Regions from separate parts of the Homo sapiens genome. Here region 2 is linked to region 1. The links are chromatin contacts, found by Hi-C or POLR2A ChIA-PET in ENCODE. All regions are on one chromosome and are shown on one strand. Each heading gives the region's core, a stretch centred on a gene start or an enhancer-like site at or near the end of the contact. The rest is flanking DNA. Distances are from core to core; before and after follow the strand shown.

Evidence for each region. Hi-C counts contacts between places; a loop is a spot of excess contacts on that map. ChIA-PET counts read pairs that join two places held with the same protein, here RNA polymerase II (POLR2A).
Region 2: a loop to region 1 is called in a map of endothelial cell of hepatic sinusoid, with 2.6 times the contacts of the local background. The contact joins two enhancer-like sites. A Hi-C loop is called at or near these places in 1 of 168 maps with a recorded cell type or tissue (endothelial cell of hepatic sinusoid). POLR2A ChIA-PET finds 5 or more read pairs at or near these places in 4 of 52 experiments (Panc1, RWPE1, T-cell and 1 more).

The regions. Positions count from the first base shown.
Region 1 is chr14:91,281,601-91,286,966 of GRCh38, forward strand. CCDC88C (coiled-coil domain containing 88C) reads right to left here. Exons shown (of 30, transcript NM_001080414.4): 26 at 1,729-1,917. Among named protein-coding and RNA genes, the nearest start is that of GPR68, 40 kb to the left of the region's middle. RefSeq lists a silencer at 1,570-1,776. Within about 2 kb of position 3,693, at least 6 of the 41 ENCODE cell types and tissues checked have a DNase peak (open chromatin) inside an H3K27ac peak, as active enhancers do.
Region 2 is chr14:91,370,578-91,376,043 of GRCh38, forward strand. The region is part of intron 3 of CCDC88C (coiled-coil domain containing 88C); the gene reads right to left. LOC107984673 (a long non-coding RNA gene) reads left to right here. Exons shown (of 2, transcript XR_001750858.2): 1 at 1-135; 2 at 2,059-3,674. Among named protein-coding and RNA genes, the nearest start is that of CCDC88C, 45 kb to the right of the region's middle. RefSeq lists enhancers at 1,176-1,788, 3,392-3,461, 4,924-5,466. Within about 2 kb of position 3,099, at least 12 of the 41 ENCODE cell types and tissues checked have a DNase peak (open chromatin) inside an H3K27ac peak, as active enhancers do.

The DNA of each region.
Region 1 (5,366 bases), core at 2,443-4,942:
GGCACCCGGATCCCAGTAGCTCCAGCTCTTGGGGATGAGGGAATGGCATGCAGATGCTGCCTTTGGGACCTGCCTCTCCTACCCCTCCACCGTTTCTCCTGCTGGGACAACCCTGACACTCCCGATTCCCATCCCCTTTAAATCACACTTCCACCTCTGCTGTGGCTGGAACGTGTGGACCAAAGGCGTGTTCTGGCCTAAGGATAATATAAAAAGAGCTGAATATTGAGTATCCTGGGGAGTCCTTTCCAGTCTCAGAGGCCAGCCCTGAGAGCAATTCGCTTTCAGCAGTCAAGCTGTCTTCAGGTGGTAGGAGGAAGAAGGAAGAAAAAGAGGCAAAATCAGAATCTACTCCTTGAGGGGAGAGGCTGAATTCCTGGGGAATAACCCTTGCACTAACAGCTCCTGACCAGAAACAGACCTGGAATCCATTGGCCATCAAGCATTTGGCCTTTCCCTGAGGACTGGAAAATGCCCCACGCCTCAAAATCCTGCTAGTTTCTACCTGAGAGCAGACCCTGGGTCCCCTCCAAAATGACAACAGGGTCTCCATTTTGGAGATGGTGACATGCCCACCTGCAACAGATATCTGGAGTGGGAGGGTCCCTTGAGGTCAGGACCCTATCTCTGTTGCTCTGTTGTTCAGACTCAAGGTTCTACATGCCCATGGCTTCAAGAGTCAGGTGAGTGGGTTTATTTATGCAAATTAACCCCTTCTTGCTCTCTCAGACTTCCAACACCCCAAAGGCAATCACTTTCAACTCCTTCAGCTGTTTCTTTGGATATTTTCCTATCTCTTAAATTATAAGGGGAATGCCCTTTTCCGTTTTAAGCATTATCTCTTCCTTTCTCTTTGCATATTTTAAATTTCCAAATGCTTCTCCCTTCCCTGTTGCTTTTTTATAGCATCCTGTTCTTGTTTCTTGGGTGCAATCATTTCTCTTGTCTCTGATTTGAGTGTCACCCGGCAAGATCTGACTGAGCCATTCTGCTGGGACTCTCTCAGGCTAATGAGATTACTCAAAGAATATTTTAATCTCATGCCTAAAGATGTGAACTCCTGGCACCCTGGAGACAGGGAGTTCCTAAATCCTTCACTGAACCCATTTGTTTTCAATACAGGACACCTGCCTCAACTGTGTCAGTGAACTTCCAGTTCAGAGACGCTATCCTTTCTTGGCCAGGTGTAGTGGCTCAACACCTGTAATTCCAGCACTTTAGGGGGCCAAGGCAAGAGCATTGCTTGAGGCCAGGAGGTTGAGACCAGCCTGGGCAACATGATGAGACCACATATCTACAAAAACTTTAAAATACACATACACACACTAATTTAAAATATATAATTTATCTTCTCTCGAGAAAAAAACCCCAAACTTTTACCAAGGTAGGGCAATGGCAGTTGCCTGGTTTTAGCCCAAACTCTGGTTCTCAGCCCACCTTCACCTCCCTTCTGGAGCTATTTGGTGCCTTCATTTCCTGAATGCCGGTGGTGGCAGTGGGTTCTGAGGCCCCATTGCAGTTGGGCCTCTGAAGGGCTTCCTGCCCAAAGTCCTTGGCTGGTAAGCACAGCTGCATCTGTGCCACCAAAGCCTGTCAGCAGCCTCACCCCTCTACTCACCACCTCTCAGACTGAGAGGGAGAGCAACCTCTCTGATTTCCGAGAGCCTGGGGTCTTCAGGAAGGACACTAGGCCCGACGCTCATGGCTCTGGAAGGGCCTGTGACTCACCTTTGGTGCGGCCTGGGTGCCGGGCGATGGGGGTGGAGTTGGAAGGGGCTGTAGTGGTGGCTGAAGTTGAGCAAGTCCGGGAGCCCAGCTCCGAGGGCCAGGACCTCATGGCCAGATCGGTGGAGGCATCTGTGCGGTCAAGGCTGCCTCTGTGTGGGGAGCCTCGCTTTGGTTTTAGATCCCCAGGGCCTGAGGCAGAAGAGGACATTGAGAAATGAGGCTGCCAAGTCCTGTACCCAGGCTGGGAAACCACACCATGGCCTAGAAGCAGGGCAGCAGGGCATGAGGACCACAGAGACAAAAGCGGGGCTGCCACAGCTCTCGGGCTGCAACTTAAATGGGGCCTGGCGGGGCAGGTGGGGGCAAGAGGGCTTGGCTTCAGGTGGTGTCAGAGGCCCCATGAGGATGGCTCTGGCTTTAATGCTGGGGTCATACTGCCAGCCCTGAGAGGCTGGGAGGAGACAAAGGGAGCCCCTGAGGGGATAAACTGTTGGTAAAAGTCACACATATTCACTCTAGGACACATCTCCTGTGTAACACTGTCCGGAACTCCAATCCCTGACTTCCAAGGATCCAAGCCTGTAGCTGAGGATCCGAAGGTCCTGCTAACCTGACTCACTAAGGACTTCAAATAGAAGTTTATTGCTAACCTCACAATATTCTGTTTTTTCAAAAAGGGAAGCCTTAATCTCTGCATGGTGAGACGAACTGCAAGAAAATTTTTACCTTGTGTCTTGTGCTTTTCTGAAATCTCTAACTTTTCTACCATGAACATAAACTCTGGTCAAAATTAAATAAAAACATATAAAATCATAAAAGAAAAACAGCCCATAAAACCAAGTACCCCACAGGAAAGAGGACAGGCTCTCCCAACACAAGATAAAAATGAACATGGCTGGCATTCCTAAGAGCTGACAAAGCACTTTGCAGAGCGTCCCACTCCGTGTGCAGAGCCAGGACTCACTGTTGCAGTTCGGCTTCTCCACCCATCAAGCCGTCTGCCCTCCCAGCCACTCAAAGTCTGGGCTCACTGTGCAGTTTTAAGTGCCCAGAGCTGATGATTTGAAATCAAGGGGAAATTTGGATTTTGAAAGATAACCTTGATGAGAAGCAAGATTCAAGTCTGCCTGAATCGGGACAGGTGGAATGAATCGGGACAGGTCATCCTACAGGTGAAGCTAAAATGAGGATCCACAGGGGAGGCAGAGATGAGTGAACAGTTAGCATGAGCAGCGAACAGAGAAAGCACAATTCCAACAGCATGCGCGGAAGGCAGGTCTGGAGGACCCGGCACCACGGCAGCCCAGGGTTCCCAGAGCGAGGCTCATGAGATGAAGTCAGTGGCACATTAACCGACTCTCATATTTTAGTAATTATGTGTTTATTCTTATGATTACCTTGTTTTTATGATGATATGTGTGTTTTCCACTTACAGGACTGATACTAATCTTTCCTTTTAATACATTTAACTACAAACTGTGAATCAATGTAAGGGAAAACATGCAGGTAATCATATTTTTGTAGGTAATCATAGACGGTATCAGGATATGACAAAAATAACGGAGGTGGTACAGGGATGGCTAGAGACAGGAAATGCTCCATAGGTAATGGCCTAGCTGGCCGGCTGGCATTTTCCCTTGCTCGAGGCATGATTTGTGTGCTGATGTTCTTTCTGTCTCCTGCTGTTTTAACTTCAGCATCCAAGATGTCATAAAACCACAGCACAGTCATAAAACTTCACTCTGGGCTGAACTCTGTCTGGGCAAAATCAATCCAATTAGTCAAAATGCCTGAATGGAGCAATCAATCCTTCAAAACAGAACACATTTTATAAGGGCCTTACCGGAAAAGGCCCACAACTCAGTGCTCTGACAAAGGAAGAGGAGAAAAGGGCAGCAGTTTTAAATTTAGCTGCTTAAAAATAAGTCTTAAAAAAAACCCTCACTTGACAGAGGCTGTACATTTTAGGAAGTGCAGCAACCACCCGCCAGTGCTGCTTGACACACGGGCAAAACATAAGCTCGCAGGTGCAAGAGACGGGAGGGGGGCACGGCCACTCGACTTACTTAGTACGGACATCCTGGCCCAAGGACATGTGCACGTATATCCTGAGGCTCCCCCTAAAACTGTGTTGTGCTGAAGAAATGGTCCAGGGAGTGTGACAACTCATCTTCTATTTTGAAATCAGAATCCACGCTGGCTACTTTAAGCTTGAAATTGGGGGCAGGAGGAGGGGTCCGCTATCGGCCATCTGGCCTTTTAGACGCTGGCTTTTTTTGTTTGTTTGAATTTCGGAAATGAAGGAGGGTACACAATACAGACACATGATAAAGGAAAGGGATTAGAAATCTCCAATGTCGGAGAAAGAGAGAGGCTCGTTAGGAGAGGATGGGATGTCGGAGGAAGACCAGAACCGCAGGCGTTTAGAGAGAGCTGGGTGGGTCGTTGGAGACTTGTCTTTGTCCTTGTTTTTGCTTTTCAAAAAGGGACTCTTTTTGCGCGGAGGTGCTAAATTGTTATCAATCGGATAACCCAAAGGAGGAAGGAAAAAGAAAACACAAATAAATGAAATGAACAATAATGACAAATGAATCGAAATTAGCTAAATGTACTTAAGAAATCAGAATCCCGTCTTGCCCAGGAAAGATGAAAACAGTACACAGTACTCAAGAACAGAATCAGGGCTCAGTAATCATCTGTGCTCTGACTCAATTAATTTAAAGGCACCTGAACGCCAACAATTTATTTCCTCAGCGTGTGAGGAGAATTACATACTGCCCAAGGAGCCAATGGTCTGGATGATTTTTCGGTTTCAGTGTGCCAAATTATTAAACACTAATGCTTATTAATTTAGGGCCCAACTTCTCTTACTCATCCATTTTAATGATGGGGTCCCTAACAGCTCAGCTCACACAATCCTCCCGTTCCCACTCAAAGACCTTGGGAACATTCAATGATCCGTTTCAGGGCGCTGTAATCAAATACTCTACCTGAAGTATTCACTAATGATTCTGTATCTCTAAAATAATCTTTCGGCAGGATGAGTTTTAAAATAATTTAAATACCTCCTTTGCATACTAAAAAAAACCCTTCAACACCAAGAATCATGATTTCCTTTTAGATCTTCTATATACATCCTCCACTCCAATCCTCCACTCCTTAGCCTCTAGTGTCTTAACAAAGCAGACAATTGGGCTAACTTCCTAAACTGTCTTATAGTAACATTAATCGACCTAACCAATTTCTGATGTAGGATTAAAGTTGATACCAGGATTTCCATTATTTCTTCCTCCACAGCACCACCTGGTGGCCACAGTGGCTCACACCACAGAATAAGGGACCAACTTATTCAAGGCTGGTGTCCTTGTGGCCAGTTCAGGGCTAGGCTCTTGTTCGGCATCTTCAGGGACCCAGAGAGCTTTAACTGGAGGCAGTCCATGCAGTTAAGTGCATGCAGTTAAGAGCTCAGGCTCCGGAGTGCGGCCGACCTGCATTTGGGTCCCACTTACCCAAAGCAAATGTTTTACACTGCTGAGCCTCACTTTCTCACCTCTACACAGGGGAGGCCACGTCCACCTGCCTTGATAGGGTCGTTAGGATTCAATGAGATGCATAAAGCACATAAAGTAGTTAGAGGG
Region 2 (5,466 bases), core at 1,849-4,348, 88 kb after region 1:
GGCATTCGACTCCTTGGAAGAGAACCTCTGCCCATAAACAGTAGTTCAGGAACCATTTTACAAGAGGAATGCAAGCCGGGTCTCTGCATCGGGCTTTAGGAACGACCTGCTGCAGTGATGCCTCGGCAACCACAGGTGCGGATGGTGGGGGAGGGGAAGGCGGGTCAGTAGGTGGACACATCCGTGCATACAGACCCCAACAGCAGAGGGATGCTGAGAATCTGCATTTTAAAACCAAAAGAGCCATCAAGATTATCCATAGAGTCAGGAAACTGAGGTCCGGAGCAAAAAATGACAGAGGCGTAGCCCCACATTCAGGTCTGGAAACCCAGGTCTCCTTGCACTCCGCCCTAGGGCTCCTTATGCCATACCAAGAAGCTTGTATCCACTCAGCGGTGTCTGCTGAGTGCATGCCATGCCCTGAGGTGTGTGTTTGGGGTGAGGCAGAAGGACTTCAAGGATTAGGCTAAGGATGGAGAGAGCAGGACCCTTTCCCCACAGGACAGCACCTGCAGCAGTTCTGGGCTGCCCTTTCCTCTGTCCCTAAGTCCACCCCTCCTGGCTAAAACGACAGCATCGGTGCTCCAGTGCTTGGAGTTGATATAAGGGCCCTGATTTTATGGCCGTGAGGGATCGTATGACTGTGACTTCATGGTGGTAGAGTACTTTTTTTTTTTAAGCTTCTTGGCAAAGTCAGTATTTTTGCTGATGGATGGAAAAGTCAGTAGTTCTGCTGATGGATAAGCAAGAAAGGGGCAGAGAAAGTGTGGCCAGAGGAAACTACGGTATGCATGCAGGGTGGGCTGGGACAGGCATGACCCCCCCAGCCAGAATGAGTGTAGTGGTCCCATGGGAGGAGCCATGTGCTGTCCAGGCCCAGCCAACCTCACCCGCCGGTGGCAGGAGTACAGAGGCCGGCGGTGGCAGGAGTACAGCACAGACCAAGACCACAGTCTTGGTCCCGAGGAGCCTGTGGAGTCACAGACTGGGACCAAGACTGCCTCCCACACCCTCCAGTCAGGGGTGGCTCTAGCTGATTTCCTGGGCAGGCACCTATCTGTCCTGGGCACACCCTCCCTAGCTCAGCAGAAGCAAGGCCTTCCTCGTCCCAGCAAGTAGCTGGGCTGGGGGAACGTGGCGCCTGCCCACACAGTGTCCCATGTCCCACTCCACCGCTCACCCACCCAGGCCCACAGGCACCTATGCCAGGGCAGGGCTGGGGCCACGCCACACCCTGGCAGCCCTCACCCGGTGGCCTGACAATGCCGCTTCACTCCCAGGCACAAGTCGGAGCAGGATGGTGGAGGGCACCTAGGAGCCTCCAGCGGTAGATGGCAGCCCAGACCACCCCAGCCTGCTGGGACCTGTGAGGGTGGGAAAGGCAGGCAGTGGGGGCAGCCAGCCCCCAACCTCACGCCCCAACCTGAGCCCAGGCCTCAGGGTACGAGCACCACAGCACAAGGGGTACCAGCACTCCCGAGTGACCAGGCCTCCTTGTCCAGTGTCCCAGGGCAGGCATCTGGAGGGCAGGGAGAGCTCCTTGAGGAAGGGCAGCCATTCCCTCTCTCATTTATGCCACACTTCCCGGGCACCTGCTGGGTGTCTGATGGCATGCCAGTTGGGAGGTGGAGGGTATGAAGCCAAGACTGCTACCCTCAAAGCCAGGAAACAAAGACAAGGAGGACAAAGCCTGTGGGATGGGGGACAGTGAGGGGCCCAGGGTGTTTGCTATAGGGCCAGGCCCTGTCCTGGGGAGCTCACAGCCTGATCCCACCAGCAAATCCCACCAGCAAGTCTGGCACCCTAACAGAGGGATGGCAGGCACCTGAGCTGGGGGCACTGGGAGCAGAGGAGAGCGGGGAATCCAGAAAAGCTCCAAGAAGGAGGTGGCCGGAAGCTGAAATGGGAAAGAACAAGGAGCAGGTGACATCCAGGTAGATGGCAGTGGTGCGGGGGGGGGCGGGCGGGGGGGGGAGGCGTGTGTTAGTGCAGGGAGGGCTAGGAATAAAGGAAAAGGAAGACACAGAAGGTGCCCCCATCTTGTGTCTCTGGCTACAGTCCCACGATGAAGGACAACTGAGAACCAGATGTGCACAGAACCACCGTTCAGGGAGTCTGGACCCAGCCCTGTCTGCACGTTATCTAAACGGTGACAGCAGCAGCTTTGGAGTCCCCTCTGCCGGCTCCACCACCACGTTGCTGCTGGGCCTCGGCATCAAGCCCTGCCAGGTGGCCAGAAAGGCAGGTGGCCGGGCAGGCAGGCATCACTTAACCTAGCGACAATCAAGCCTGTGCCTGGCATGAAGTCAGGCCCCCGGAGGTGCTGGCTGAACCTGAGGCCTTTCCTAGCCGTCAGGTTTTGCTGGGCACTGTGCTCTCAACATGCTCCGGGGCGACACACCATCCTCCCTCCTGCTTCAACACAGGGCAGCTCTGCAGGGGGCAAACACAGGAAGCCACAGTCACCACAGTGAGCCCATAAAGGAAGACAGTCCCAGCTACCTGTGTGTGCGAGGAGTGGGGTCCATTCTAGAGATCCCCAGGAATGCACAAACCGTCCCCAGCCCCTGGGCTCAGGACCAAGGAGGAAGAACTGAGCTGGGACATCTGCTGGGGCCACCTTCTCTCTTCTCCCTCTGGCCTCAGGAGGGCCAAGAAAAACACACACGATACCAGTGCCCTATGGTGGTCTGGACTCAAGAGAGCTGGCTTGGACGCTATGCTGAGAACACTAGGGGCAGGTCTGGCCCTGGGAGCAAGTGTGCCACGGTTCATCAGTGACATCTGCCTGGGGCCAAGCAGAACTTGTGCTGGTCAAATAGCAAAGGATGAAGAGAAGGAAAAATTCTACACACATGGGAACCATGAGTCTCCAGCATGGATAAATAAGACTGTAATTACCCCTCCTTAGCCCCCACTCGCTCCTCCAAAAAAGCTTTCTGGAGGAAACAGACAGCAGAGCAGACATTTCATGCAAACTGGTCTCTTTTCATTACAGGAGTTTGCAGCAAAAGATCAGACTTCATCTAGAGAGCAAGAAACTCTCTATTCTATCACCAAGAATGTATTCTATAGCAGGAAACTGGGGGAGGGCATATCGGGACACAGTTGAAAAGCCGGGGAGGAGGAAGGTTCAGAAGTGACAAGTTTCTAATGACTAATATCTCGGCAGGAAGTGAAAATCTCAAAAGATGTTATCAACTTTGCAGCAGCTGTCCAAGTTGGGGGGTGGGCAGGGGTTGGAGGTGACCTGGCAGCCCAGCCGGTCCCCTGCCCACCCGCACCTGACAAAATCCTCTCTGTCCAGCCACACTTGCCTCCAATGCCTTCCTCAAACCCCTCCGCCGGCAATGATCACTTCCTCAGCAATCAGTGCCCCCAGGCCCCTCTCTCGTGTCCCTGCCTGAGTCCCACACAGGGAACTGAGATCCTCAGGGTCCCCAGGGCAGATGCTGGAACATGCTCACCTCTGAATCCCCCCAGGGCTCTGCACAGTGTGGCCCACAGCAGATGCCTGCCAGCTGCTGGCTAAATGGAACTGGCTGCGGGGAGGAAGGCTCTGGTGAGAACAGAGGCTTTTTGGGACCTCCAACTAAACGCACCCTCCCCCATCTACAGTGTAAAGAACACTTTATTTCGAACAGCAATAAATCAGCATGCTGCATAAACCAGGAGCTTGGCTAGACACACTGTGTCTATTACCTCTCATCCTAACTCTTGCAGGCAGTAGCAGGGTTAAGTCCACCAGGTATCTGCTAATGCAAGGTCCATTTGATCAATAGGTATTTTTCATTGCTTGGAATATTGGAGTAAATGAGAGGGCTAAAGAGGTAAATATATGTCACATGTGTGTGTTAAGAAGCAAAATAAAGGAACATAGGAGGAAGTGACAGAAAACATAGCTCTTACAGACAGGTGGTCAAAGAGGGCCCTCGATGAATCGTCAGCTGAACAAAATGCGAGTGTAGGGAGGGTGTGAGCCAGGTGGACGGGTGGAACTGGAGAATCCCAGGCAGAGGGAACAGCCAGGGGCAAGGGGTTACAGCCAGAACAGGCCGTGCAGTCCTGCTGAGCACAGAGCCTGGGGTGGCCCAACCGACCTTTGAGGCCATTCCAACAGTCTGGCAGCATCTGCAGTGGTCTCTGCAGTCAGGCTCATTCCGAAGCCTCAGGAGGCACAAGGAAGTCTCACACAAGTAACTCACTGTGATCCCAGGGGTAGTTTAAGCTTGGGTTCCAGGCACAGATGACTGGTAGTGGTTACCTAGAGTTCTGTGTTGAGAAGGATTCTGAGGCCAGATCTGGGCTCAGAGACAAAGAGGGCCAAGATCGGTCAATGGTGCCTGTCAGAGCCAGGAATGAAGATGTGGTGACACTCCCTTACGGAGCCCAATGGGACAGGCACTGTAACACGTATGTGGTATACAACATGCCGAGGGGATGTGGGCAAAACACCAGGAACTCTCTTCACTAGTTACGAAGCTACAGACTGAGTTTCCTCTGCTAAACCAGCCTTACTCTTCGAGTCTCCTTCTTGGGCTGTGGGCTCCTGAGGGTGGTGATCTGGGCGGTCTCGCTCCCCAGGGCTCTCCCAGGGCCTGGCACACAGCAGGGCTCAGCCATCATTTGCCAAATGAGCTAATGAAGGGCCACAGGCCCCAGGGTTAGCATGCGCGCGTGTCTGTGTGTGTGTGTGCGCGCGCGCATGTGGGAGAGAGAGAGACAGGCTGTGTGAACAGCCTGAATCTAAAGGACTGGGACAGAAACAATGCCCTTCAATTAGACCAACTGGACCCCTGCTGTGTGAGGCTCCGACCTGAGGACTCCAAAAAAAATCAAATCAGATGAAGCTTATTCTTCCTTTTTTCCTTTAAGTAGGGAAGCTTTTCTTCAGATGTGGGTGAGGTGGGGAAGAGGGGGGTGGGCAGCGGAATCAAAGAGCGTTTTCGGGGAAGGAGGGAAGGGCAGGCGCACAGACCCGCCCCGGCACCTGCTCACGAGGCAGACCAGCTGCTCTGGCTTCCCCGCAGGGCCGGCCGAGAGCCCACACTTCAGGCAAATAAAAGCACCCTCACCAGCTGTTCCCATGGCCAAGCCAAGCAGGATGGCAGTCTGTGCCAGCCCTGCCTCGGCAGCAAGTGGACTCTTCCAGCCCAAGCCACGAGATGAGGGGAGACTCAACCCTGTCCGTGCCCGGAGCACCTTCCCTGTGCGAGGCTCCTCAGGGCGAGTGGGGGGCAAATGTCTCCTTCTGATCTGACCCTTTCCAGCAGGCATGCATCTTCTTGCGTTCAATGGGGCAGGTGCCGTAACTGTGCCCATTTTACAGAGGAATAAACTGAGATACAGACAGTAAGGATGTGCCCTGGGGTCACATGACTACAAGTGGCGAGGCTGGGGCTGGAAACGTAGACCTTCCAGCCCCGCGAGTTCACAGGAGAAGAGGCTTGAACCCAGTCAGCCAAC